Linked DNA regions of Mus musculus: regions 1, 2, 3, 4, 6 and 7 are each linked to region 5. The links are chromatin loops, found by intact Hi-C in ENCODE. Cell type or tissue: heart. All regions are shown on one strand.

Region 1 (4,000 bases), 84 kb after region 5:
GTGACCCACCCAGTACTCTGAGGGTCCCTTCTGATCTAGGGGACCCACTGACTACAACTCCCATGGTGAGACCCCATCTCCCACCTCCATCAGAAGGGAGAGTAGAGGCTCTGAGGGTGTGTGTGCTGACCTTTCCTGCAGGAAGGAGATTGCTCCCTTGAAAATCCGTCATTCCTAAAAGACTGCGAACTGCACCTCAAGAAACCCAGCAAGGAACAGATAGTCTTCCCAAGGAAGAAGGTGTGAAGAGGGTAGATTCCCCACTAGGAATCTGTGAATCTGCCAGATAGAGCTGCCTTCCGTCAGTCCTGGCTCTTGGGCACTTCAGCTGGGCTGTGAGTAATAGCTAAGTGGACAACCTGGGGGAAGTCTGGTTGTGGCTTCCTGTGCCAAGTCTGCAGGCAAAAGTTGGAGTTGTCTTCTTTTGACCTGAGAAAGGGATGCCAACATTGCTCTGAGTTCAAGGTAGGCTGTCTGGAATTGAGAAGCTGCTGGGTGAACTAGGATGGAAAGCATTGTCTCCAAGGAGGGACTCATCACGGCTGATGCCAACGATGTCTGCCATCTTGGCCTTCCTTGTAGCTCTCAAGAGGTATGAATGTTCCTGTGTGAACGCTGACACAGGGGCTGTGGTGGCAGGAACAGGGTTAGCCGTAGCTAGACTGTGTGTGCATGAAGTGTCCTCTCCACACACATTCCTTCCTCTAATCCAGGCCTCCCCCACGTCGGGGGTGCGCATCTGTTGGCCTTGCAGCAGACACCATGTTGGCTGTGAGGCCCTGTGGGGGAAGGCTTGCCTAAACACACATGAGGCCTGGTTCCTATCCTCAGCACTTGCAATAAATAGTCGGTGGGGAAAAGAGAAAGGAGCCTTCAACGCACATGGTTTTCCAGGTGCCAATAACAGCTAGTGGCAAAAGGGGATCGGCTTGCTGGGGTTTACTTCGGAGTTGTTCTTGAATGTTAGGTCTCATAAGAAGGAATTCATTAAGGCCACAGAGCATTTAAAAGGACATATGCGGCAAATATTCTGGAAGCTAGAGAAGGTAGCCATGCCCATGTTTTTATTTTTTTATTTTTATTTTTTAATTTTTTTTATTTTTTAAATTTTTTCATAGTCTTTATTCTTACAAACCCTTGTGTCGAGGGCTGACTTTCTTTTTTTTTTTTTTTTTTTAAAGATTTATTTATTTATTATGTGTAAGTACACTATAGCTGTCTTCAGACACTCCAGAAGAGGGTGTCAGATTTCGTTATGGATGGTTGTGAACCACCATGTGGTTGCTGGGATTTGAACTCAGGACCTTCAGAAGAGCAGTCAGTGCTCTTAACCGCTGAGCCATCTCACCAGCCCCGAGGGCTGACTTTCAATAGATCACAGCGAGGGAGCGGCTCTGCTACGTACGAAACCCTGACCCAGAAGCAGGTCGTCTACGAATGGTTTAGTGCCAGATTCCACACGAACGTGCGTTCATGCCCATGTTTTAAGAATGTTCTGCAGAGGGAGACAGGATTTGGAGGACATTCCAGTGTATCTTTTGTCCTTTAGATGGGTAATCAGCAAAGGCTCTCCCAGATTCTCCTTACCACCTGACATCTCTTGGTCCCTAAGAAGGGGACACTGGTTAACAAACCGCACAGCTGTGCGCAGGCTTTATGGCTTGAGAGGTCAGACTGGCTTCTTACTGGAAGAAGCGTAAGAGGCGAATTCCTATGTTCCCTAAGTATGTCAAAAATTTTTCCCAGCTGGGAGTGGTGGCGCATGCCTTTAATCCCAACACTTGGGAGGCAGAGGCAGGCAGATCAGGAGTTCAAGGCCAGCCTGGTCTACAGAGTGAGTTCCAGGACAGCCAGGTTCTACTCAGGTTTGGGGGGAGGGGGTGTATATGTCTGCAAGTGACTGCATTGGTAGATGTTTGGGTCCAGAACAAGCAGATCAATACTGGCTCTTGGGCGCCCCCTAGTGTATCAATAGGTAATGAGCTGGCGCCTATCCACCACCTCTCTCTGCATTAGGTTCTTTAGCCAGCTGTGGCTGTGAGGTCATGTGAGGCTGGAGCAGAGCACCCATCACATAGGCAAATGGGGCTTCTGGTTCTGGTTTTTCCAGAGCTTGTGTGGTCTATTAAAGGAGAACAATGGGACATAATAGGGTCTGAGCCATGGGTAAGATATAGACCTCACTAGCTGCTCTCTGCTGACAGATTGGGAAAGAGAGGCTGCCAATCTGACCCAGAGCAATCTATTCCAAGAAAGGTTAAGATCAGCTGTGCCTCAAACACCGGGCAGAATTAGATCTTCAGGAACTCAACTGTCTCCTTTTCCTTTTGTCAGGAGGCATGGCCCCAGGATCCCCTGGTATGTTTTCCTTGCAGAAACCCAGACCCACTTACATCCACAGAGCATCCACAGCAGTCTCAAGACATCACAGGGTATTACAGACTTTTAGTCACCTAGGCCTAGCCAAAGTATAGTCTAGACATTGGTAGAGACAGATACCATGTCAGTTTGAACCTTCGTGACCATGGATGAACTGGAGTTTAGAAACTTCCCAATGCACGACTCAGTAGGTACGATTCATCTGGGCAAAATGAGGGGGCCAGGTACTTAGGGTGCAGCCAGAACTCAGTGAGTTTCCTGCTCATTGCAATCTGCCAGTTCAGTCTTAGAGAAAAATGCTTTTTGTGTGTACATTAAGTTGTCATGGGCTGCTTGAGCACAATGAGCTGGCTCTGGAGAGGGCCTTCCTACTTCACACCCAACCATATTTTGTCTCAAAATGTCTTCAACAGCCCAAATCAATCTGGCTTGTGATAGGGAGAAAGGAAAACAGCAAAATAACCAGAGTAAAGGCCACGGTTTTGTTTCCAGTGGCTAAGAAAAAGATCCACACTAGGGTAGGTAGTCTAGGGATCACCCCCTTGCCTCTGAGCACCAAGAGTCCCATGAACATACAGAATGTCCCCACATAGCTTGATCTTTGAGAGAAAAAGACAGACAGCAGCTGTTCTTTGTTCTTGTTAAATTTTATTGGCATCACGTTCGTCTCTTTACAGAAGAACTCAGCCTACACCCTAGAATGTAGACCTCTGAAGGGGAAGTGCTCCAGGAAGCAAGCCATGATGCAGGGCAGGACCTCGGGAAGGGACAGAACTGCCAGGGCTCAACCCAAGAGACGGTGGGTTAGTGCTGGGCCACACTTGGGTGGGTGGGAAAGGAGGAGGGTCTGCTAACCTACAGGTACCACAACCCTGAAAGGAGCGCCTTCTAGAACAAAGGTAGAGTCACTGGGACAGGTCTGGTGGGTTCTCCTTTCCTCTTTGAGTAGGATAGTGACAAAAGGGCATCATAAAGTGTTGAATATAAGGAAAAAAAACAGAAAGGGAGAAAATGAGAATTTTAATTCTTGAAGTAACAGCAATTTATCCATTGTATACACTACTATATTAAGCAAATCAACCTTTTGGAAAATTTAGACACAGAAGGGAACTGTCTAGTTCAGTTTTCCCTTCAGAGAGATGAAAAGCTTTTTGGCTCTTAAGTCTGTGATAAAAGGCGTACATAATTCTTGTGTCTACTGTACAGAATACTGCCGCTAGCTGGACTTCCAAACTTGAGTCTCTAACACTCTGTAATCCAGACAGGGTTCAACCCTCCACCTTGCACGCCTGCGTTAGAGGACTTAAACACACAATCCAGGAATTCCTTACACTAATTTATACATTTTAATTGGTTGCATATATTAACATGTACTATAAGATTCTTTTCTAAGAAGCATTACATAATAAATGGATACTGTAAAAAGATCTGATTAGTTAAAAGTAACAAGCATTAACAGATACATACAAAACAGCCTGCTCAGAACGGAGCCTGGGCACCAGCCTTCCCACAGGACCTTCAAGGAGGGAGGGGTAAAAGACCACAAGACCGTTAAAAAAAAAATCAGATAATTAGACACAGATGAACTGTGAACAGTTCTCTCACTCTCCAGTGGACAAAA
Region 2 (4,000 bases), 190 kb after region 5:
GATAGCTTCATAGGTCTCTAAGGCTCTGGCTTACTTTATATCAGGGCAGACTGAGCACTGGGCCAGGGCTGTTTTGGTTGAAAACACAGCCAGAGTTTGGTATGAGAAAGCCAGGAGCATATTGTAATCCAGGTCAAAGATGATACCCAGATGTGGGGGTTGGTGTTGGGTGGTTGAGAACGTGCTAGGAAGCATCTGCCTGTTTGCTCCTTCAAGTAACATACAGAGGTCAGGAAGCTGTCACCTGACTGAGTCAGGCTCTCGTGCACCTCCTGCACATCTTAGGTGACTGTTGTAACGTGACCTGGGCCAGCAGACAGATAGAAGCTCACCTTCTGGCTAACACTAATAGATGGCTACGGGCTGCCTGTCTGGCTTATGTACATCTTAGGTTGGTGGCGCTGTCTGATGTGTTTGTACCATCCACTGAGAACAGAGAACTATGGGCCAGTTTTGAGAAACGGGTGGACTGGTTTCTGATACCAATCATGAGACGCCTGAGAGCTCCAAATAGGATGTCCACAGACAGCCCAGAACCTGACAAGGAGATATGTGGTTGGGGATGTCATGTGGTTTATCCAGCACAAAGTTGGTTAGGGAAATGGGATGGAGATTGTGGTGGGTAGGTGTGCCCATGAAGAATGTAGAATTAGAAGACACCTAGGGCATTCGTGGCAGGATATGGTCTGCTACTTAGAAGGCTGAGGATCACTGAACAAAGAAATTTGAGATCAGAGCAATGTGGAGAGACTCTCTCTTTAAGAAAGCATTTATTGAATGGAAATCAATACTTTTTAATATCTGCAAGCCAACGCTGAGCTCACTTTATTCAAGAATGAATAAACGAGATGAATATACAAAAATGTATGCTTGTTAGAAGAAATATGTCCATCATATGGTACTGAGCAGAAGTCACTGAAACAAAATCAAGACAGAGACTCTCAACAGCAACAGATTCCCAAGGCTGTGTTAGGCCTCATGAGAATTAGTTGCCACTAGAGTAGGCAAATAACTTAGCAGGGAGAGAAGAGACCAGGACTAGTGTTGGGAAGGCAAGAGAAATGTGCTAAAAGACAGGCAAGAGCTATCATGGAACACTGCAAACTGCGCAGGGGTCAAAGCAGGAGACCAGCAATACCTGGGATTTAGGAGTGGGCCAGGCCAGTCATCTGCTGTTGAGTTGGGTACAGAGATCTGCTATGAAATTTGGAGGACTGGGTGTGGTGGCTGTCGCAGGACTGCTACTCTCAGCGCCTGGGAGGTGGGGGATGATGGTGCATAAGGCCTTCAAGGTAAGTCTTAGCTACTTAATGAGATCCAGTCTCAGGGACAACAAAAAGGGGGTGGGGAGGGTGTGTGTGTGGTAAGATCAGGAGACCTATGGGTAGTGAAATCAAGTCTTGCCTCCCTGGCCTTACATAAGACTTTCTTTAAGATGGAGCTTGGTTGACAGTGGGTTAAGGGACTGCCCAAACAGCTACGTGCTCTAGAGTGGGTCTTACGAAGGGCTGAGGCTCCAGCTAATGTTCACAAGGTGATGCTCGCTTCGTGAACTGCCTGTGGTGCGGGTGCCCAGCTCAGCGCCCGGCCCCATAGAAGCCCAGGCCTCTTTTTTTCTGTTTGCTGGAGTATTCAGAAAGAAACATCCACGCCAAATCTCTTTTTGCGCGTGCTCCAGTCGTCCCCTGGTGGCCTAAAGAGGGAACGGGCCGTGGTAGCACACTGGCGCCACCTCAAAAGCCAAGGAGAGGCAGGCACCAATAATGAGATGCGCAAGCGCAGTTGGTGGCTGGCTTCGGACGCCGCCGCGCATGCGTGCGCCCCTCCTGGTTTAAAGGCCTGGTTCTTTCCCTGCCTTCCCTAAAGAAGGTGGATCCACTATATGTCCCGGTTCCAGTATTACCGCGCCTGAGATTCACGAAGTCCTGCTTCAGGAAGTCGAAGGCAAAGGACATGGTTTTGCTGGTGGCCTAGCGGTGGCGCTCTGGCATCCCTGGGCTGGAACAGTGCATCATGTTTTCTACTGTCTCCTTGTCTCCATTCTTGCTGCTCTGGTACCCAGAACCTCAGGCCATTACAGCCCCGTGCTAGCCTGCACTTTAGTTCCTCCAGTAGCAAGAAAAGCCTTGATGCCTCTCTTGGAAGTCCCTGAGGAGCGGAGGAGACCTGGTCTCACATCTCACCAGGTTTTGAACCCTTGAGTGATGCACAGCCTCACTTTGGATCCAGACATGGCAGATGGCTCTAAAACCAGCCCACTGCCTTAGCCCATGTGTCCCAAGGCCACATGGCAGGTGGGCCCATCCCTGGTCAGCCCTGTCTTGGCTCAGAGCACAGTACAGGCCAGGGAAGGTCTGCGGGTTCTGAGCTGCCTCCATTTGTCTTGGAGGCTGACATGGAGAAAACCCCAAAGGCCCAGTAGCCCTCACAGTTTCACCACAAGTATCCTGACCGGGTGTCTGGTGCCGAGCTGATAGTGCAGGCCCCGGCCGCAGCCCTGCCGGAAACCGCGCTGCCAGCGGTTGGGGGCCGCAGGCTGGGACAGGAAGCGCCCAGTGCACCAGAGCCTTCTGCAGACCTGCACTGAGACCAAGCTGCCGCCATGTTGAAGATGGACTCCTGAGGCTGGGCAGAGGCTGTACAGTTCACCTACCTATCACCAGGCTGGGGAGGTGAGAGCATCAAGACAGCCTCTGGCCCCACCTGGTCCCTGCCTCCCCACAACACACACCCCTTCCCCTACAACCCCACCCCCATCCATGCCCTTGACTGTGTCCTCCTAGCCTCTTGCCTCAGTTTACACGTGACCTATGGCTGGTCTAGACCTAAACTAGGGAGCCTTAAAAGGTTAGTACTCAAATGGGAAAAGACAGTGCACAACTTGGAGAGAATTCTGAGGTTCCATTTTCATGTGGTGATGAAGCCAGGGAGAAGGCAAGGTTCCCCTTCTTTTGGCTTCCACTCTTAATGAAGAATCCAGGATTCCCTTAAAAATCAGTGTCTTAGTTGGCTTTAGCCACTATCATGAAAAGCTGCCTGGGTGGCTTATCAACAGGGCTTTACCATCCTACGTCTAGAGAATCCTGAAGGGAGGTGTGGGCATTTGGGTGCGGTGAGACTCCTCTTGGTTATTGGGTGGGCTTTTCACCAAGTCCCTCATGCTGGAGAAGGAAAGAGGAACCTCAGAGACCTTATCAGGTCACTCATCTCATTGATGAAGGTTGTTCTTCCATGAGCTAATCATTATCATCATCACACGCATGCACGCACGCACGCACACACACTCACTCACTCCATTAGGGATTAGGCTAACATGAATTTGGGAGCGTACACACATGACTATGGCAAGAACTGGAGTCTGTTGAAATGCTGATGGGAGGTGGGGGGAGGGAGTGATAGGGAGGGAGAGGTGTTAGAGCCAGGAGAGAAGGAGCCAATGAGAAGAGTCAAAAGAGCAGGGTGGGTGGGATTTTGAAAGGACACTGCCAACCAGCATCCTAGGCTAACCCAGCATCCCACCCCCACCCCCACTACAGCTTTGGCATTAGTCTCTGAAGTGGACTGTGGCTGCATTCTCCTGCTCTCCACTCTTTAGTAGTTGAAACAGAGGCAGAATGTTAGTTTTACTCCAAAAAAAAAAAAATCTTTGTTTTGTATCAGGCACTGTCTCAGGCACCAAGTAGGACACAGCCTCCCGTGACTTGGAGAGGAACCAGATACTACAGGGTGAATCATTTCAGGTTGTGACAGAGACTACTATGTCGGAAATGACAGGGTGGTGTGATGAGCAGAGTTTGTCCCTACCGCCTACTGTCCTTCTTCCTGCCCCCTCTCCCACACATCCATCCCAGCCTCTGGTGACTGCAGAACCTCCTGCCTTGCAATTGACTGACCCAGCATGTCCTCTTCCTCTTAGTTCCCAGCTTCCTCTTCAGAGCCCAACTCCTGCAACCAGCTCTTCTAGCCTCTGCTAAAGGTTCCGACTCTACCTGACAGCCCC
Region 3 (4,000 bases), 170 kb after region 5:
TTTTAAAAAGTGTTCTTGGAGTTGGGATATAGTGATAGTTGCCTATACAATTCCAGCAGTTGGCAGGAGGATCAATAGTTTAAGGTCATCCTAAAGGGAGTGTGAGGCTAGCTTGTGCTACTTGGGGCCCTGTCTCAAAAGAAATCAATTTCCTGTGGGGTTGGGGTGTGGAGCAGTGGTAAAGCACATGCTGAGCTGCACCAGGCTTTGAGTGCAGGTCTGAGAACAACACATACAATTATTCTTTGTAGTGTTATGTTCTCTGTTGGGAATTATTGCTTCAGTCCTAGGAAATAGTTTTTTGTTTTGTTTCATTTTGGTGGGCATTAGGTTAGGCTAGCCAAGGGTCAGTAGAATACATGTATGTTTTCCACAGACTGCACACAGTCTGTCACTCCAGATAACCCCTCAGGAAGCCTCAGCAACCCTTTGGAGTTAACCTGGTTACATGGCTGGTGGCAGTGAAGGCTAGATAATACAGGAGTGTGCCATAGTGGCCACCAGGGCCCTTTCCCCTAAGGCCTTTGCCACTGCGCCCACTCTGATTACATACAGGACTTCTGCTGTTTCCTTATGTTTTCTGCTTACAGATATTTGAATATTAAAAAAAATATTCAGAAAGAAGTTTTTGGACCATTTAGGAAGTGAATGTGGAGATGAGGTCTTTGTGTGTATTTGATTGTTTAGAAAAATGTCTATAAGATGTTTTACAGAACTTATTTTGTACACCAGTTAAGTCTTTGATAGTGTTTCAAGTTAAATCTTATGTTTCAGAGAAAAAAAGTTGATGGGATTGGGATGTGGTTCACTGATAAAGGTATTCACCTGTCCTGGATAGGGCCCTGGGATCCATCCCAGCACCACAGGGTTAGAAACACTTACAGTACAGCCTGTTGATGACTGGAGTTTGCTTGGTGGAGTGATCCACATCTGTAATATCAGTACACTGGTACCTTCAGGTGGGAAACAGAGACAGAAGACTCACCTGGAAGCTTGCAGGCCAGGAAGCTTGGGTATATCATGGCAGAAACAGTGGGAAAGATCCTGTCTCAAAAACAAGGTGGAAGAGAATGACTCCTGACAGTTGTCCTCTTACCTCCACACATGTGCTATGGCGAATATATGTGCACACACATCCCACAATAACAAAAAAGAAATTTTGAAAAGTTACCTTAGTGAAAATATTATAAGATAGTTGATATATTAGTTTCTTTACTACTGCTGTGATAAAACATCTTATGGGAGGTTTACTTGACGCTTACAGTTTCCGACAGAGTCCATGATAGTGAGGCAGAGGTAGCAGGTGGCCAGTAGCTAGAGCATATCCTGACCCACAAGCAGGAAGCCTAGAGCACACTGGGAGTGGCTGGAGTTTTCACCCATGTCTTAGACACACATCCTCCCAGAAGTCAAACTTCCCACTGGGAACCAAGTATTTAAGCATGAACCTTTGGGGGCATTCACAGTCAACTATTAACAGTTGGTTAATAGTTGGCTTAAAATTTAGAACTGCAAACATAAAAAAAGAATAAACTACTCTTCCCCCCCCCCCCTTGTTATAGATAAAGGGAGAAGATGAGGAAGACAACAACCTAGAAGTACGAGAAACCAAAATTAAAGGGAAAAGGTAAGCTAACCAATGTGTTTCTAAGGTGAATGAAACAGATACTTAGGGCAGGGTAGATGGAGATTTCAGAGCATCCCCTAGTTGTCCAGCTTAGAGTTGGCTGCACTGGGGGAGGGACTCCTGTTGGGATGGTACCACATGTAGGATTGATTGAGCTGTCAGCAGAGCTGGCGAGGAAAGGCGAGCACTGCTTACTCAGGACCAGCAGTGAGAGGAGAAGCAGAGCTGATACGTGAAGCCGAGAAGGGGATAACATTGTCCCAGGACAAGATGGAGAGCTTGAAGTGCTGTGGGTTCTCTGTGAAATTGTTCATGTTCTAATCACCGAGAATAAACCCCATGGGAACATTTTAAAAAGCCTTCGAACTTTTACTAATGACTTACTGGGTCTAACAGGAATACATTCATGGCTTAGAAAATTCATTCATTAGTTTACAGGCTATGCCTACTTGTTCATTTGCATGCATGCTACAGCTGATGTGTGGAGGTTAGGGGACAACTTGTAGAAGTGGTTCTCGACCGTGTGAGTCTTGGGGATTGACCTCAGGTAGTCAGACTTGACAGCAGGACCTTTACCCACTGATATATCTCCCTGCCCTAAGCATTTTTTTTTTTTTAAAGAAAAGTTTTGTTACTTGAGACAGGATTTCTTTTTAAAATTAGTTGATTTTGTGTGTGGTTGGGTGCTTTGCTAGTATAGATGGTTGCATACATCTTGCATGCAGTGCCCTTGGAGGTCAGAAGAGGGCATCATATCCCCTTGAAACTGGAGTTGTAGTTGTGTGCAGCTTTGTGAGTGCTGGGAATCAAATCTGTCAGCCAGCACTCACATTGCCGAGCCCTCTCTCTGCTCTCCCAGTTTCCCTCCCTCCCTCCCTCCCTCCCTCCCTCCCTCCCTCCCTCCCTTCCTTCTTTCTTTCTTTTTTAAAGATTTATTCTTTTATGTTATGAGTACACTGTTGCTGTCTTCAGACACCCCAGAAGAGGGCATTAGATCCTGTTACAGATGGTTATGAGCCACCATGTGGTTGCTGGGAATTGAACTCAGGACCTCTGGAAAAGCAGTCAATGCTCTTAACAACTGAGCCATCTCTTCAGCCCCTCCCAGGGTCTTCAGACAGTCCTAATGTAGCTCTGGCTGACCTCATTCTCCCTCTGTCACTAACGGCTCTTGAAGCCCTCGTTTTTCAGTGCTGGGATTAGAGATCTGTCACTTGATTGTCTTTGGTAGTCCTTACACTCTTGCTATTAAAACCTGAGGTGAGCATCTGGACATCTGTCTTTAAAGACTTACGTTAATATTTTAAAGGTGGTAACTTTTATCTTGAGCATAAAATTTACTGTGACTTTGAATATCTCTGTTTTCAGTATCTTTAATCTTTTTTTTTTTTTTTTTTTTTTTTTTTGAGACAAGGTCTATGCAGCCTTGGCTGGCCTAGAGTTTGCATTATAGACCATGCTGGCTTAGAACTCACAGGGATCTGCTTGCCTCTGTCTTTTGAATACTAAGGTTAAAGGTGTGTGCCACCATGCCTAGCCAGTGTTATAAATTTTAATTCTCTTTCTTCCTCCAGTGGGAGATTTTTCACGGTCAAGCTCCCAGTTGCTCTTGATCCTGGGTCCAAGATCTCGGTCGTTGTGGAAACTGTCTACACCCATGTGCTTCATCCGTATCCGACTCAGATAACTCAGTCAGAGAAACAGTTCGTCGTGTTTGAGGGCAACCATTATTTCTACTCTCCCTATCCAACAAAGACCCAGACCATGCGAGTGAAACTGGCGTCCCGAAATGTGGAAAGCTATACCAAGCTGGGGAACCCCTCGAGATCTGAGGACGTCCTTGATTATGGGCCTTTTAAAGACATCCCTGCCTACAGTCAGGTAGGTTTCAGAGACCATCTCACCGCCATGCTTGGATGGGATATGCTAAGTCGCATTCTGACACTCCTCTGAACCTATCTTGAAGTGACTCTTACTCCCGTTAACTTCTTGAGAACTGAGTTTAGAGGCTGGCAAGTGAGCATCATGGGAGAAGGCAGTGAGCTATTCTGGGTAGGTTAGTGATGGACAAGAGAGACACTGGGGTGGCTGTGTACCAGAGGCTGAGGTAAGAACCTTGGGTTTGGGACTGAGGAAGAGAAAGCAATTCATGATTAAAATTTTGTTGTGGGGTCAGGTGGTATAGTGGTATATGCCCTCATTCCCAGTACTCTGGAGGCAGAGACTGGGGGAGTCTCTTGAGTTTGAGGCCAGTCTGGTCTACCTAGAGTACCAGGCTAGCCAGGGACACTCAGTGAGACCCTGTGTCAAAACAGAAAACAACAAACAACTCACTCAGCAGTTAGGCTGCTGCTCTTGGAGAGGACTTGGGCT
Region 4 (4,000 bases), 150 kb before region 5:
AAAAAAACAACAACAACAAAGTGCCCAAATGAAGCAATCGGACACAAAAAGTCTGCAAGAAGTTAGTTGAGTTTGTTCTGTTCTGGCCATCTACTGCTGTGCATGGGGCCTCCCCTGAAGTGTGATTAATATCCCATGAGATTCCACTGGGGAAAATCAGGAGTTGGTTGAAGATAGCTTCTTGCTTGGGGTAGGACTCTGTGTCCACTTCCCCCTCAGTGCTGGGACCCCATCTGGAAACTTCTGTCTTCTTAATAAAGGCCTCGTAATTATTTGATTGAAGAGTTCTTGAGAAGTGAAGTCCTAAGTTCTATCCTAACATCAAGAGGGGGGGGGGAACCACTTTTTAACCTATCTACTCTTCCTCCAGAAGGAAATACCTAACTCCTTCGTCGAAGGTGAGCGAGGCTGTCAAGTATGAGCCACACCTGGCAAGCAGAGTGTGGCAGGAGTTGGCGGTGGGAACACAGACTCAGCCACAGGGCTTGCTGGTCCTTGCTCTCCTGGACCATGTGTGCTAAGCACACCCAGTCAGCCCTGTCCAGACAGCCTTGAGTCATCCAGCCATCAGCTCAGGAGTGCATCTCTGAAGTGATGCCACCAGCCCCAGTTAAAACTTCCAGGGACCATTAGTAGCTCACGGGCAATTCCCCTAGGCTCTTCCCAGGGTCACCAGCCACCACCAGGTGCTTCATTCAGGTGTGGGCTGCATATAAAAGGACTGCCCGCCACTCCAGCTTGCTCTCTCTGCTCCCACATATTCCCGCCAGTCTTTCCTGTTTCTTGTCCTCCTCTGTGTCCCCTCCTCTTCTCTGCCCTCATGGCTCTGCTCCTGTCTGCCTGCCCATCTACTTTGTCTATTCATCTGCTTCTACCCCTTCTTCAGACCCTCACTCCCCTCCCTTTACCTAAATAAACCCCCTTATACCAGATCTGTTGCATGGCATAATTCCTCAGGGAGGCACTTGGGCATGGGCCCGTCAGGTACTCCCTCCCCGCCGCATTATATCTCATAACAGTGACAACTGCAGCCCTTCTGAGATCCTGCCTGCAATGTCTAGAACTTTCTCCAGCAAAGACGAGCGTTTCTGACCTACAAAAACCACCAATAAAAACAAATGAATGTTTTGGAGAAGCCGCTGTGTTTGCAGGGTGGTGTATTACGCTGCATGAGTAAATAACAAACACGTTCCCATGGTAAACCCATGCTTCGTTAACATACACGGTGGGGTAGGAGGCCTGGCCAGTGATCCCTAAACAAGTTAAAAGCAGGAAGCCAGCTGAAGGGCACTCATAAGCAAAAAGGTATTGGGAGAAGAGCGTTCCTGCTCAGGCCTGATGCTTCCAGTCCACATCAGATACAATACACCCAGGCCAGAGGCTGAGCTGAGATAAGGCTCAGATGCAGGGGTCAGGCAGCAGCAAGGCTGGAAGATAATAGACAAGGGAGGCCTGTGAGCTCTGAAGCTCCAGAGGCCCACCCCATGCATACCCAGTGCTCTGCCACTTAGAAAACATAACTCAAAGATGATGATGATAATAATAATAATAATACCCAGAGCTTGAAAAGCCAGTGTAGGGGCCCTTGGATAGAAGGGTGAGAGTGATGTATTGGATACTGAATTGAGGAACAGGGCAGGGAAAGCGGTGATTCCACAGCAGGTCAGGGAAACACACAACAGTGTGAGAACAGACGTCCTGTTTGCCCATTCTGACTCTTTCTAGAAGTGCTTCTCTGCAATTTTGGAATTGTACTAAGTGTTTGTAACTTGTTAAAAATGTTTTCTGGGAAATTCTAACCAATGTCCTTCTTTCACCTTCTGGCAAAAATATTCCATTGACCTTAAATTGCTTTTCTCTCCTGACACTCAACTAAGAGGAAGTAATTCTACATTGTCGCCACTAGGTGGAGAACTCACTCACTGGATGAAAGTACAGAGAGCAAGGTGACCAGCTCTCCCAGCCTGAAGTAGGAGTTCAAGTTCAACCCAAGAGGGCCTTAGGACAGTCCCTTAGAGTCTGCTCTATTTTTAAACTTATACATGTATACATTTGTAAATTTATATATTTTACTATTTTTGTTTTTTTGGAGGTGTGTCTTAATCAGGGTTTTACTGCTGTGAATAGACACCATGACCAAGGCAACTCCTTTAAGGACATTTAATTGGGCTGGCTTACAGGTTCAGAGGTTCAGTCCATTATCAAGGCAGGAACATGGCAGTATCCAGGCAGGCATGGTGCAGGAGATGAGAGTTCTACATCTTCATCTGAAGGCTGCTAGCATAATACTGACTTCCAGGCAGCGAAGAGCCCATATCCACAGTGACAGACACACATACTCCAACAAGGCCACACCTACTCCAACAAAGCCACACCTCCAAATAGTGCCATTTCCTGGGCCAAGCATATACAAACCATCACAAGGTGGGTCTTGCTATGTAATTCAGAGGGTCTTCAATTCCCAACCCTCCTGTCTCAACTTCCTGAGTTCTGTGATTATAGATATGCCTAGTTTTCTCTGAACTGAACACATTCCCTCGGAGACCGAGGCTTGTGAGACTCAGGAGGTGCGCAAACATCACATCCCTGAGAAAGCAGAGAAGTGAAAGGTTCGTTTGGAGATTGGGTCTCCCAGTGCTGGTCAGGCTGAGATCACCCACCTCCAACTCACAGAGATCTGCCTGGCTCTGCCTCCCAAATGCTGAGATCACCCACCCCAGCTTGCTTGCTTGCTTTTCTTTTTTTTTTCTTTTTTTTTTTTTTTTTTTTTTTTTTTTTTTTTTTGTTAGTAGAAATATTTTATTGGTGAGACCCCACCATCTGCACAAAGTGGTCCTGGAATCAAGCTCCTTCCTCCTTGGCAATGCGATCTTTCTTGAGTGGTCCCATAAATGCTTTCTTCTCCTCCATGGTCTGGAAGCAACCATGGCCAAATTTGGAGGTGGTGTCAATGAACTTCAGGTCAATCTTCTCCAGGGCCCGACGTTTGGTCTGAACAAGCAAGGACTTACGCAGAGTAAGTACTCGCTTCTTGGTCCCCACCACACAGCCTTTGAGCATGATGAAGTCATTGGTCACCTCACCATAATGGACAAAGCTACCCAGTGGGTTGATGCTCTTGTCAGACAAGTCATAGTCAGTAGATGCATTGTTCTTGATCAGTTTGCCATCCTTGATGAGGTAGCCTTGACCAATCTTGTAAATCTTCTTGTTAATCTCTGTTCGGTGATGGTAGCCTTTCTGCCCAGTTCGAGCCACAGAAAAGGCGACACGGGCAGGGTGCCAGGCTCCAATACAGGCAACTTTGCGCAAACCTCGATGGGTCTTTCGGGGCAGTTTCTTTGTATGCCAACGACTGGTTACCCCTTTGTACCCTTTGCCTTTTGTCACGCCAATGACATCAATCATCTCATCCTGCCCAAACACCTGGTTCACAGGAACCTGCTGCTCCAGCCTCTCTCGGGCCCAGTCGAGCTTCTCAGCCACAGTGCCTCCATTCACCTGGATCTCCATCAAGTGTGCCTTCTTCTGGCGTAGAGGAAGCAGATGCATCTGAGTGTGGGCAATGATGCGGATGACCTGGCAGTACTTCTTCATGCTGTTGAAGTCCTTCTCCAGCTGCTTCTTGCCTGTGTCATCCTGCCATTTCTTACAGTACTTGGTGAAAGCCTTCTTCTTAGACTTGTGCCAGTTCTTATAGAAGCGCCTTTTACACTCATCGTTGATGTGCTCAGCAAATACAGTCTTGAAGGTCCGGAGGCCTCGTGGGGTCTCAACATATCCCACAATGCCCACAACCACCATTGGGGGAGTTTCCACAATGGTCACAGCCTCCACGACTTCTTTCTTGTTCACCTTAGATCCTGGCCTGTCAACTTCCCGGACGATGTGGGTCATGCCAGCCTTGTAACCCAGAAAGGCTGTGAGGTGAACGGGCTTGGAAGCGTCATCCTTAGGGAAGCTCTTCACTTTCCCACGATGCCTGCTGCTGCGCTTGCGA
Region 5 (4,000 bases):
TAATTCCATCCTATCATTCAGGAATGCTAGGGTAGATTTTGTCACCATGCCTGCAAGGAGAGACAAATGAATAAAATGTTCAGACTTTCTCTTAATATTTATACTCAAAGAAACCGTCTCATCCCTATGATAAGTCAGCATGTATTTCTTGAATAACTGCTGCTTCTGCAGGCTCGTGCTCAGGGCCTCCACTTCTCCCTGAGGCCTCCCTTCACCAAATGGAGCGTGTGCATAGCCCCTCGGGACTGTCAGTGCCAAGCTTAGGGTGGGGTTAAAGGCTAGCCGAATGACAACAGCTAGCAGGTCTGGTAAGCCACTCATCTACAGGCATCTGTAGATGGATGGGTGTCCAAAGGTCCTTAGAGGGTGTCATGATCTGCTCTGGGTCTATGAGTGGGAAAAACAGTATCTGCATTCCTTTTGGGCTGGAGTAAGAAATCCTAGGGGATGCTTCAGGGCTTGGGCTTTAAACTCAAATCAGGTGGTTTAAACTGTTGGAAACACTTGAAGAACTGGACCTCCTGTGAGGCTACTCAGATGGCTCAGCAGGTAAAGGTACCTATCAGGACGGACTACCCACTTGGTAGAAGGAGAGGACCATTTTGCAATAGTTGCCGCCTAACCTCATGCACACCTGTATACTGTATGCACATGCACATGTACACATTAGAACAGAGGCCTGCACCTTTAAGCCGAATCCCATAACATGAAGACATCAGGCTACACTTGAGCATCGTTAAGCTGTTTTAGCTATGGCCTATTTCATGACTGGTCCTGGCTCCACCATGTACTTGGTCAGGCATGCAGTGGTGAACTAAGTAACGTGGTGTGAAACTTCCTAACAGGTTATAAAGAGATTTCTCATTTGGGGGGTTTTCTCAAGTAGGTGACCTGAAGGCTGCTCCCTAAAGACATCCCTCTGTCCCCCACCTTCCATCCCTCTCCTGGGGACTGAGCAGTTGCTCTTGCCTGGCCTCTCTGCCTCATTCCATCCCTTTATGAAGGCCTCTCCAGGCTTTAAAGGAAAGCCTGACCTTCAAGGCCACATCCTGCTTAGCCCTTCCTGACTGTATTCTTCCTGCCTAATACCCTCCCCTTCTACTCCCAGGCCTGGTCATAGCCTGGAAGCCATTCCATTCAAATAAACTTCATTAAAGAAATTGGTGTCAGCCTCCTTTTGTGAAGATTACAGCTTACTCTAGTTTTATTTAAAGGCTTGCACACACCCCACACACAAATGTTAAAAAGGAAACCAGGTGGGGCTTCCTGACCCTTAGGGGTTTGTGGGAATAGCTAGAGAGTCTCAATTCGGATGGCCTTACACATTGAGGGTGGGCAGCACAGGTTTTCTGGCTTCAGATTCCGGCCTGGGAAGGGGGACCCTGAGGCCTCCTGGGGTGCCTGTCTCAGGTCAGTGCATTTTGTCTTGCTTCACCTAGCCACACCCCCACCTGTGGGGAGGGAACCCCGACGGCGCGACGTCACGTCGGGGGCGGGGCGGGGTTACCGAGGAGCGGGACGGGCGTCTCTTAGGCGGACGCTAGCTGCGAGGAAGGGTGGACTAGACCCTCGGGCGGTGAGAGGACGCGGGCGCGTGGGGAGGGCCTCGTTGAGGGGATGAGGACGGACGGGCGGGCGGGAGGAGGGCCGCGCTGAGGAGAAGCTAGCGGGCGGAAGAGAGGACCCGGCGGAGGGGACGCCGGCGGGCGGGCAGGCGAGGACCGCCCACGTTCCGAGCTGGAGCCTTGGCGCCGACAAGGCCCCGCCCGGGACCTGAGCGTGTCCCCGCGGGGCGGTAGTGCGGTGGCCGCGGCCCGCGAGTGTCGCTGGCGTCAAAGCCGAGCGCTCTCACCTTTCCCTGCTGCGTCCGTGGGAAACAACCTGGGAGGAGCGGCTTTCTTTCTCGCCCGCCACCCGAGGGCCTGCTTGGGGACTGTGGGCCCCGCAGTGGCCGGGACTGGCTGACCTAACGGAGCCTCCGCGGAAGATGTGGCTTCGCGGGGAGATTGGCGTGACCTAGGGAGGAGAACCTTAGGGTTTTGTGACTTTCTCTAGGTCTGAGCGGCAGCGCTGAAGTATGTGCGGGCGAACGTCCTGTCACTTGCCCAGAGAGGTTCTCACCAGGGCCTGCGCCTATCAGGATCGGCAGGGCCGGCGGCGGCTCCCGCAGTGGAGGGACCCCGACAAGTACTGCCCCTCCTACAACAAGAGCCCGCAGTCCAGCAGCCCCGTGCTGCTCTCCAGACTGCACTTTGAGAAGGTAAGGAGTGTGTCAGCACCATCGGAGCTTCTGGGCCAGCATCGCCGTGGCCATCTGACTCGTGACCCATGTGCCGCCATCTGCCCAGCCTCCGGAATGACCCGAAAAGCAGCCTTTACAGATACATTAAGGCCCTAATCCCTCTGGGTCTCTGCAAGAAATAAGTCAGCATTCTTCAGGGTCAGTTAAACTGTTTGAATGTATGCCCAAATTATGTGAACCTCATATCTGAATACATTTAAGAATTCTTTTGAGACAGAGTCTTAACTATGAATGTAGCCCTGGCGGTCCTGGAACTCCCTATAGAGGCCCAGCTGACCTCAGATTTTCAGCAAATCTGCCTGTCTCCAGAATCCTGTATTACAGGTGTGTACACTCTGACACGCTTGACTCTCTCTCTCTCTCTCTCTCTTTTTTTTTTTAAGATCGCATTTTTCAAGTATTACTGATTTATCAGCGTCATCTGTCCTTATATTAAAAACAAAAAAGCAAAAACCCAAGTGTGGTGTCACACACCTTTCATCCCAGCACTTAGGAGGCCGGAGGAAGGCAGATCTCTGAGTTGGAGGCTAGTCAAGGCTGCATAGTAAAACTGTGTCTCAAAAAACTGATTTGTGGAGCTTACAGAGCTTGCAGCCTGGCTCAGTGGGTGAGAACACTTGCTGCCTGTTAGGAGAGAACCAGCTCTTGCAAGCTGCCTTCTGATTCCACTCCCAGTCTGTGGCATTCACGCAAGAGAGTAGACACATACACACGAATAGATGTAAAGAAAAAATCAGTGTGTCTGGGGCTAGTGATATTACTCGGAGATACAGAACATATGTCATATACTCATAGCCTTGGGGTCAGTCTTAGCACACATAAAATATTTTTGATTTTTTTAAAATTTAACAATTTATTTATGTGTATTAATGTTTTACCTGCTGTATGTATGGATGTGCATCAGGCGTGTACCTAGTGCCCTTGGAAGTCAGAGCTTCAGATCCCCTGGAACTGAAGTTACCAAAGACTACCATGTGAGTGCTTGCAATTGAACCCAGGTCCTCTGCAAGTGCAGCAAGTAGCCTTAACTGCTGAACAGACCAGGGTCCCTAGTTCAGTGGATGGATCTTGGGGAGCAGAAATGGGAAGGTGGAGTCCCTAGCAAACATAGCCCCTCCTTTGGGTCATTTGAGTTTGCCCGTGTAATGTTTGACTGCACATCTATAATACGATTTGTTTAGATTGCTAGGGTTTCTTAATCTGGTAAATATTTGATACATTTTTTTTTTCAAATCTACAAATTCTAAAATAAAATTAGGAACATTTCAGCCGTTCAACTGCCAGCATATATGAATAGGTAGCAATATTTGTATCTGAAACCACTGATTTGCAAAGTACTTCCTCTTTTTTTTCTTTCCATCTACCACAGTGCCACCAGCTGTTCTAACTCCAGAGTCAGACCTGTAGAGGAAAAGATGACTAATACTGAGCAATACTTTCAGTATCTCGGGTTCTCGGCCACTTTGTATGCATTGCCCTCGTGTTTGGGGTTGCTCTGTGCAGTGATGAAAACACTCAGAGGTGACCAGTAGAACTGTCAACCAAAACGTCACTGACATTTAAAAGTATTTTATATTTTTTTTATGTGCATAGATGTTTTGCTGAATGAATGTCTGTGTACCACATGTACACATGTACAGTGCCTGTGGAGGCCAGAAGAAGGCACCTTTGAGCCCGCCCCCCCCACACACACACACA
Region 6 (4,000 bases), 600 kb after region 5:
CAGACGGGGAAGCAGGCGGGTGGGCTCCAACAAGCACTGGCTCGTGCAAACTGTCAGGTCAGAACCTGAAGTCCTCTGGGTCTAGTCACTCCTGGAAAGACACAGAATTGGACCCCATGGGTGGTGTGAATTTGAAGTTCAGACCCTGCAGAGGCAGCTGGGGAGCTCACATTCCTCCTCTTTCTCTCAAGAACACAGCCTTTCCAACGTGCCATCTTATCACACAAGAACTCAGCACCTAACGAGGGGGAAGCAACACCATTCCACAGGAATCAGAGGCAAGCAGTGGAGTGAATGTGTACACGGACTATCTACTGTGCTGATGATGGACACCAGACACAGGGCCTCATGCCTGCCGCTAGCCACTTTCCCAGCCCAGGTAATGAAACTGTTAGAAAACAAAAAGGATACACATTTTTCAAGACTACTTTAAATGAGCAAGCCTCGTCTCCTGGTCAATTTAAAAGCAAAACATCCAAAGCTTTTCATCTAAGTCCTAAATCATCTGCCTCTGAAGCAGCTGCAAACTCACACTCATTCAGTACCATGATTTGCCCCCTTTCCTGCACGGCTCCCAAGTCACACTCCAGGCCCCTCCCCTACTGCCAAGGCCACTTATCTGCCCACCTGACTCACCGGAACCTTTACATTTACAACCTACCTACCATCCACAGGCACTATATTATATATTTCCCATCTCCCTTGTTCTGCCAGGCCAAGGTCACAGGTCTATGAAGAAAGAATGTAAAGCGTGGGACTTGGGTTTCTTGGCCCTCGAGCCAGAATCTCTGCACTGAGGTGGAACAGATAAAGTTCTGAACATCATCCTGGCAAAGGCAGCAAGGGTACTGCAAGGCATTTGCATAGAACTATGGAAAGTAAAAACTAAATTAGAAGCACAAAGTATCCATGTGAATGCCAACTACAAATGCCAGATGTGAATATATGACAGTCTGAAAAAAAAAAAAAAACCCAAAATACCAAAAAAAACAAAACAAAACAAAAAAAACCCCAAAACCAAAACCAAAAAAAACACCAAAAACCAAACCAGGAACACAAAGTAGATTTACTGTTTTCTGAGCCCATGGGCCTGGACTTTCCTTCACCGGGCACTCTCACACTAGGAACATTTATTCTTGGGCCGAAGCTGCCTGCCACAGAAATTCTGATTAAGATTCACATTAAGCATTAAGGTGCTACAGTTCTCTCCTTCCTTGTTTTAGAGCACCTGCTGTCAATGGCAGCAGACTTCACTAGTGCATGTAAACTCGATGCTGGGGCAGCATACATTCAAATAAAAACCACAAACACGTTCATATCGATTACACGACTCGATTTTTCCTTTGGAAACCAGATACCGAAGTCACCTCCCACACGAAACAAACACCCCATCATCTGCTCCTGCTGGAGGTGAAGAACGGAGGGTAACTCAATCTGGGATCCTAACTGAGGTCTTAATCAATCACTGCTCAGACCCACTTTCGGACTAGGCAAACCTGAGGCTTTGTTAACCACTATCCACTAAAGATGCTCCTAACGAGACAAGGTGTTGGGAGAATTCCCACACAACCGGGTCACCTTTCAACGGCTCCCGTGAGTATCCCAGCACACACAGCTACACTCCAGAGGGGCAGTTTTCACTCGGTGTGCTGAGGCCATTTTTAATTGTACTGTAAACTCCCAGCGCCCAATTTTGCAAGTCTTCTTTGACCACCATCTGGGGACTTACCTTTCTCTCTGGCTTCTGAATTTCCGGCAAGATGACACAGAATGGCTTGATGACTTCCAGAAATTTGACTTTGATGGAAGAAACAGAAAGAGAAGGAGTTAGGTACGGAGTAACTTGAGGGCACCTGAGGGAGCCCGGCACGATGAGAGCCGGGCGTGGGCGTGCGGGGACCCAGAAGGCTCGGTCTAGGGGCGCGGGAACGAGTCCCCCAGGCAGGCCGCGTTCCGCCAGGATCGGGAAGCACGGCGGGCGAGCGCCCAAACGGGGAAAGGCGACGCATCCTGGCTGCGCCGGGGTGGCCCCCAGGAAACTCACTCGCCATGGCGGCGGCTGATCCGACTACACGCCCGGCCCCGACTGCGCTCCACTTCGAGTGAGGAGGCGCTGCTAGCTCCGGAGCGCGCTTCCTCGACCGAGAGACACGTCAGTGATAGCCCGGCGGCGAGCGGCGCGGCGAGGCGGGGCCGGGGATGGGCCACCGGCCGCTTCCGCTTCCTGCCACGCGCGCCCGCCGCGCCGCCTGCGCCAAGACCACAACTCCCGGCATGCAGCAGGAGCAGAGAGGCTGTCGGGAAGACGACTGTCGGGCCACACCGGAACTGGGCGTGTGCAGCTGCGCAGACTCTCCCGGAAGTGAGGGCCAAATCAGCCCTTGTTACTAGTGGACGCTTCGTGGTGGTGTTGGCCCTACGAAGCAGGCGATTCGGCTTTCCGTGTCGGTGGCCCTCAGTACCAGTGATAGCATGTCGCGACCCAGTAGGCCTCAGCTGCTGCTCGTCACGCACGACAGAGCAGCAGTGTGCTGAATCCTACCCTGCATGGCTTACCCTACCCTACAATACCCTCCTGGGTGCTGTAGGCTGCCTCCAAGGATGTCTGAGCTCATGCATTTGAGGACGTTCGGCAAAGGCCGGGTCTGGCGGCTCTGGGTGGGCTTTGGCGCAGCGCATTCCAAGAAGGCCTTTGGAACTGGAGAGTTAGGAGAGATGAAGAAACCGAGCCAAGCCTTGCAGCCCCATATCTTCAGGGAAAAGAATACATCTGGGCTGGAGGAAAGGGTGTGCGAAGGGGACTGGGCAAGGTGGGGCAACATGAAACTTACTCTTTAGTGGGATCTCTGATCTCAGTGCTGTGTGCTGTCTGAAATCGACTTCTTGCTGTGCACCCTGAGTGCTGAGTTTCATGCAGCCAAGTCCTGACTTCAACGGAGAGGTTTGCTGTGGCCACGTCCTTAGAAACATTCTAGACAGCCAGCCCCATGTCATTGATAGGACATTTATATTTAATTTGGCATTAAGTTGCATGTGCGTACACAAATATAGATGGGTTTAGGGGAAAGCACTAAGTCAATATACTTAGCACAATGTGAGGTTTTTGTTTTCGATTCTTTAAGCTAGGTCTCTAGGTAGCCCTCGATACCACTATGTAGACTAGGCTGGCTTCAGATTCACAGAGATCCCACCTGACTGCTCTGAGTGCTGGGACTAGCCGTGCATGTGCCACCACAGCAGGCCACAATGTGAGGTTTTTGAAACAGAGGTGCAGTGTTTTTGCATGTACACATTTTAAAGATTTAATTATTAAATATTAGAGACAGATGCCTAAAGAGACAATAAAATCTAAATGAAGTTTTGATTAAGTATTTCTTTGAGATTTATTTTTATTGTTTCTGTGCTCACGTAAGTATGATAACAGGTGCCCTTTGAAGGTAGAAGAGGGAGCCACCTGTCATGGGTATTGAGAACTGAACTCAGGTCCTCTGGAAGAAAAGCAAGCGATCTTAACCGCTGAGCCATCTCTCTGAACCCCTGACAATGGTATTTTAAAATGCAATAAACATGAATTGTCTTAGTCTTCAGGACAATGAAGAAGTTAAAATAGTAATGGATTCCAGACCTCCACTTGGTTTGATACTCACAAAATCTGTATTTTACAAAACGAAGTTCTGGAATAAAAATTGGAGCATCTTATGTTGGCATAGGCTATAAAAAGTTGAGTACAAAAGTTTTGTTGAAAAGTGAAAGTAGGTGGCCAGAGAGGTGGCTCAGCAGTTAGGACGACCCAGGTTCAAGTCCCAGCACACACACTCAGCACAGCTCACAGCCGTCTGTAATTTCTTCTTTTCTTTTTTAAAGGTTTATTTACTTAATATATATAATGAGTATGGGCATCAGATCTCATTATGGATGGTTGTGAGCCACCATGTGGTTGTTGGACCTTTGGAAGAGCAGTCAGCGCTCTTACCTGCTGAGCCATCTCTCCAGGCCCCAC
Region 7 (4,000 bases), 68 kb after region 5:
GTCTGCTTCATGATCACACCTGCCAAGAAACACTGGTCCCTTCCCACCCTCAAGACACTGCCAAGACCCAAAAAGGTGATACAGGGAAAGAGCACCATGTAACCCTCCCCTAACTCGGGTTCCATCTCACCCTACTTGTATGTGTACATACTGTTCAGAACCTTCCTAGTCTTCCATTTGGTAAAACTGTCCATTATGTTGCACTAGATCCTGAGGTTTAATTTCCAACATGTAGAAATCTTTTATCTTTTATATGCTGGACACTGCAGCAACCCAAGACTGGGAACCCACTTTTACAAGAGTTCTCCACTGGGCAGCTGTCTCTGGGCACATCTGTCCCACCTCTGGCAGCGCCTGCTAGTTGTCTAGCTGGTCTTAATGACCCTCGACTCCCCCGCAGGAACCCCAAGCAGCCTCCAGCGCCCACAAGACAACGACAATGGTCAAGGTTGGAACCGTTTATTGCGCCCCAGGAAGGCAGCGGGCGGAGCAAGGCGCCACACAACCCAAGCGCCTGGTGGCCATCAGCGGGCACAGTAGGCAGGCGCCACCAGGCCATTGGCGCCGCCGGGCCGGTAACCATGGCGACGGCCGTTGCCAAGGGTGAGAGCCAATGGGGGCGTCGCCAGGGCCGTTTCAAAAACCTAAAGCAAACAGAACGCAGCATCGCTGGGGGAGGGGCGGGGGAGGGGACAGGGATCAGGGACCTGGGCCAGGCGGAACCCTACGGAACCGGTACACCGAGGGTGGGGGGGGCGGATAGGGATAGAGACAGATGGAAAACTCGACGATGTCGCCAGACCGTAGGGGCGTCACTTGCGGCCCTTGGGCACCTTGGGCACGCTGGGTTTGGCCGCCTTCTTCACTTTCTTCGCGCTGGCAGCAGCCGCCGCCTTCTTGCTCTTGTGCGCGCGCCGCTCCGGCTGCGGCCTGGCGGGCGTTCTGTCCGCCGCCGCCGTGCGCGCCTTGGGCGCGGGGCTGCTGGCCGCCGAAGCTCCGCGCCGCTCCGCGCCGCCCTCCAGCTTCTTGCGGTTCAGCTTGAAGGATCCGTTGGCGCCGGTGCCCTTCACCTGCAGTAGCGTATCGTTCTGCACCAGCGCCCGGATAGAGTACTTGAGGTAGGTGCGCCCGTTCTGCTGGTCGAACCATGCCACCTTCCTGGCCTCAGCGTAGATGCGCGCCAGAGACGAGCCGCCGCGCTCCCCCAGCTTGCGGATGGTCTCCACCACCAGCTGGCTGTACTTGCCTGGCTGGTTCTTCTTGCGGTTCTTCCTTCTCTTGGGCTGCGTGGGCGCCGCAGAGCCGCCGGCCTTGGCCGTCTTGCGGGCCGTCCCGTCGGCGCTCGTTGGCGGCAGGGCCTCCTCAAGCTCCACCGACATGGTGGCCAGCGGGTTGGCGGCAGGCGGCGCGCGGTAGCCGGGGGGCCGCGCCGGGAAGAGGAAGGCGAGGGGCCGCGGCGGCGCCGGGGGACTGGGGGCGCGCGGCGGCTCCAGGCGGGAGCGGCCGCGGCCGGGCCTGGGACCAGGCGGCAGGGCTGAGGTGCGGGCGGGGGCCGGGCCGGCCGCGGCGGGGCTGGGGGGGTGGGATGCGGAGAGGAGCCTGCGGGGAGCGCGGCAGCACTGCGCGGGCTCCGGAGCTCTGGGCGTGCGCGCTACGCTCTGGCGGAGAGCGCGCCCCGCTCCGCTTTTATTTCCCCGTGGCGGACCACGTTGAGAACAACAACAGCCTGGGCCCAGTCCAGCGCCAACTTGTGCTTCTTGGAGCGCCTTCCGCGGCCACTGGCTCCTCCGCCCGCGGCTCCCGGGCGCGGCTGCACCCTCAGCAGTGTGCCCTGGACAGCATCCGAGCCCGCTGCGCTGCGCAGAGGCGGCCTGCGCCTAGGACGGGCTCAGCGGAGCGGCTCAGAGGTGTGTACCCCAGGCTATAGGAGCATGGAGGAGGGGGGCGCTCGATTTGCAAAGGATTAGCACGGGCCCCGGGCGAGACCCCAAGACCGAGAACTTTGCAGGCGGCAGACAAGAGTGCTCCTCAGGCACCTGAGTTGGTTCTGGGCCCAGGGGACCACAGCCCTGCCCGCAGGAAGGGCATTAATTTGTCCCAACTAACACAGGGTACGCCCTCACGCGGCCGACAGGAGCAAGGCAAAGCCCGAGAGCGTGCTGGGGCGGGGGTCTTCTCAGAATCCTAAGGGGAACCAACAGAAGGGAATTGCCCTGAGGTTGCACGCCTGGCATCTCAAAGATGAGTCAGTGCAGGCACGACCACAAGGGCCTCTCCCTAGACACTTCCTCACCACTCTCTGGCCCCAAGTACCCCATTTTGTGATGCTTAAGTAGCCGTCCCTGGACCCCTCAGAATTAGATGGGGGCTCCAGGATGGAAAAGTGTAAGGTTACCCTTAAGGCATTTCCCTTAGAGGGTGTGGCAGGGGATTTGGCTTTTGAGGATCCTGCCGGCTTTGGGGGATCGAATACTGCATCACTTGGTGCGGGAGGACTTGAAGGAGGTGGTGGTACAGAGAAGGACCTGAAAGCCTGGGAAGTAGTCCAACGGTGGAGAGAGGGCTGTGCAGGCAATGGCCAGCCTGCGGAGGACATAGTAGACACCACTAAAGCGTCCAGGCCAGCTTTGTTCCAATAGGTAAGCAGTTCCCTGGCCTCTTGGGTGAAAAGAGGGAGTGACTGCCTGTAGATCAAGAAGGCCCAGATTCTCAGCCTTTCAAACTCAGTACTCGTGGGTGTGCCAGCCTCCCCGCACCCCACGACCTCATCCCCATCAAAGGAAGGATCGTCAGGAAGTGGCCAGGGTTTAGCAGAGCCCAGAGCCCAAGTCATCCTCTTGTGACTCGTTCTCAGGAGGAGGGCCAAGGGGCCTGTGAGTTTTGAGGGACAGCGGGCTATAGGGTGCAGGCTCTCCTGGACTCACTACCCTCTTTTTCTTTAAACCCCTTCCGTGGGCTGATGACACTCACTCCTATCTCCAGCTACCAGGAGCCCGCTGCTGCTGCTGCTGCTGCTGCTGCTGCGTACCCTGCGTGCTGGAATGCCATGCTGCCCTCAGGCTCAGGCAGAAGCTTCAATCAGGACAGATGTTGTTCACCAGACTGGTGTCTGTTGGTCCAGTCAATCTGAGGTAAGACAGACAAAGCAATGTGAGAATCTAGTTTGTCTTTCTTGTTAAGAGTCAGGAAACTTCAATACAATCGATAAGCCCAAAATTACCCACAGAGATGCTGTTTTTTCCTAAGGCATGTAAACATCAAATGAACTGTAATTAATTACGCAAGAATGCTTAGAACATCGAGTTGTTACCTTATTAGCCCTTCCCTAACATCTAAGACTGCATCCCATAAAAACATTATTTCATTCACAAAAGGAAAATTTAAGATTTTAAAAAGTGAGCTAGTGCATATATTTCACTAAACTTTTAATCTTTGCTTGCACTTTAATGACGTGGAAACTTAAAGAGTTCTTTGGTTGAATGGGGTTTGCAAACGTGAAGGAACGTTTAGCTGAAGTGGACACAGGAAAAGGATGTTCTGCTCAACCAAGCACATGAAAGGACACGTGATGAGGGAGTCTTTGCTAACGACACGCATGCATTGGTCCGAGTTACACTGTGGAGTTGCACTGCGTTTGTTGGACTCCATAGAAAAACACAACAACAAAACTTGTGGTGGTGTGCTGCGGCTTCTTGCCACATCCGCAGACTAGGGCTCATGCGCAGAGTGATGTCAGCTGAGACAGATAGGTGCTGAGGCAAGACCTATGGGTGAGATGTGATGTTTGGATGTATAAATAGAATATAACTAGGACTCGATGGACAGTGGCAGAGGCTGACCTGATCTTCTCTTCCCTGAGAGGGGCACAGCCAAGAACTTCCTGGCCATTTCTCCTTGGTCCCTCCTGCTGACTCCAGCCAAGGCCAAGGCCTGGCTGTCTCTGCTAGGTAGTACCACTGCTGCTGATTGGTGTTTGCTATCCCAACTACTGAGCTGGACT

The links. Peaks named below come from ENCODE experiments on the same cell type or tissue, not always from the same donor. Only the 100,000 strongest peaks of a DNase experiment are listed, where the experiment ranks them.
Region 1: it touches region 5 in a loop (2.3-fold over the local background); 34 of 42 quality-filtered maps call a loop at or near these places.
Region 2: a loop joins it to region 5, with 3.0 times the contacts of the local background. A loop is called at or near these places in 15 of 42 quality-filtered maps.
Region 3: a loop joins it to region 5, with 2.3 times the contacts of the local background. A loop is called at or near these places in 23 of 42 quality-filtered maps.
Region 4: it touches region 5 in a loop (2.3-fold over the local background); 2 of 42 quality-filtered maps call a loop at or near these places.
Region 6: it touches region 5 in a loop (2.8-fold over the local background); 2 of 42 quality-filtered maps call a loop at or near these places.
Region 7: it touches region 5 in a loop (1.9-fold over the local background); 34 of 42 quality-filtered maps call a loop at or near these places.

The regions. Positions count from the first base shown.
Region 1 is chr6:87,996,101-88,000,100 of GRCm38, forward strand. It overlaps Rab7 (RAB7, member RAS oncogene family), which reads right to left. Exons shown (of 6, transcript NM_009005.3): 6 at 3,006-4,000. Among named protein-coding and RNA genes, the nearest start is that of Gm34872, 6.9 kb to the right of the region's middle. In heart, a CTCF peak has its summit at 1,966 (motif pointing left); a DNase peak (open chromatin) is centred at 1,961.
Region 2 is chr6:88,104,447-88,108,446 of GRCm38, forward strand. Rpn1 (ribophorin I) reads left to right here. Exons shown (of 10, transcript NM_133933.4): 10 at 1-858. Among named protein-coding and RNA genes, the nearest start is that of Mir6376, 2.2 kb to the left of the region's middle. In heart, a CTCF peak has its summit at 1,695; a DNase peak (open chromatin) is centred at 1,775; H3K4me3 peaks cover 1,015 bases; H3K27ac peaks cover 1,437 bases.
Region 3 is chr6:88,086,788-88,090,787 of GRCm38, forward strand. It overlaps Rpn1 (ribophorin I), which reads left to right. Exons shown (of 10, transcript NM_133933.4): 2 at 1,563-1,627; 3 at 3,202-3,508. Among named protein-coding and RNA genes, the nearest start is that of Rpn1, 4.3 kb to the left of the region's middle. In heart, a CTCF peak has its summit at 2,360 (motif pointing right); no DNase peak of the experiment used is centred here.
Region 4 is chr6:87,762,152-87,766,151 of GRCm38, forward strand. It overlaps a transcript of Efcc1 not described here and the pseudogene Gm5879. Among named protein-coding and RNA genes, the nearest start is that of Gm34414, 14 kb to the left of the region's middle. In heart, a CTCF peak has its summit at 1,899 (motif pointing right); no DNase peak of the experiment used is centred here; H3K27ac peaks cover 1,411 bases.
Region 5 is chr6:87,912,436-87,916,435 of GRCm38, forward strand. Copg1 (coatomer protein complex, subunit gamma 1) reads left to right here. Exons shown (of 24, transcript NM_017477.2): 24 at 1-1,160. Hmces (5-hydroxymethylcytosine (hmC) binding, ES cell specific) reads left to right here and starts at 1,541. Exons shown (of 7, transcript NM_173737.2): 1 at 1,541-1,576; 2 at 2,056-2,260. The coding sequence starts at 2,078. In heart, no CTCF peak of the experiment used is centred here; DNase peaks (open chromatin) are centred at 1,606 and 2,076; H3K4me3 peaks cover 1,673 bases; H3K27ac peaks cover 1,351 bases.
Region 6 is chr6:88,516,642-88,520,641 of GRCm38, forward strand. Sec61a1 (Sec61 alpha 1 subunit (S. cerevisiae)) reads right to left here and starts at 2,159. Exons shown (of 12, transcript NM_016906.4): 1 at 2,045-2,159; 2 at 1,730-1,797. The coding sequence starts at 2,051. In heart, a CTCF peak has its summit at 2,395; a DNase peak (open chromatin) is centred at 2,270; H3K4me3 peaks cover 3,292 bases; H3K27ac peaks cover 2,885 bases.
Region 7 is chr6:87,979,978-87,983,977 of GRCm38, forward strand. H1f10 (H1.10 linker histone) reads right to left here and starts at 1,505. Exons shown (of 1, transcript NM_198622.1): 1 at 444-1,505. The coding sequence starts at 1,379. The coding sequence ends at 813. Gm5577 (predicted gene 5577) reads left to right here and starts at 1,706. Exons shown (of 2, transcript NR_026990.1): 1 at 1,706-1,907; 2 at 2,983-4,000. In heart, CTCF peaks have their summits at 514 and 2,127; DNase peaks (open chromatin) are centred at 633, 1,914 and 2,024; H3K4me3 peaks cover 2,534 bases; H3K27ac peaks cover 2,756 bases.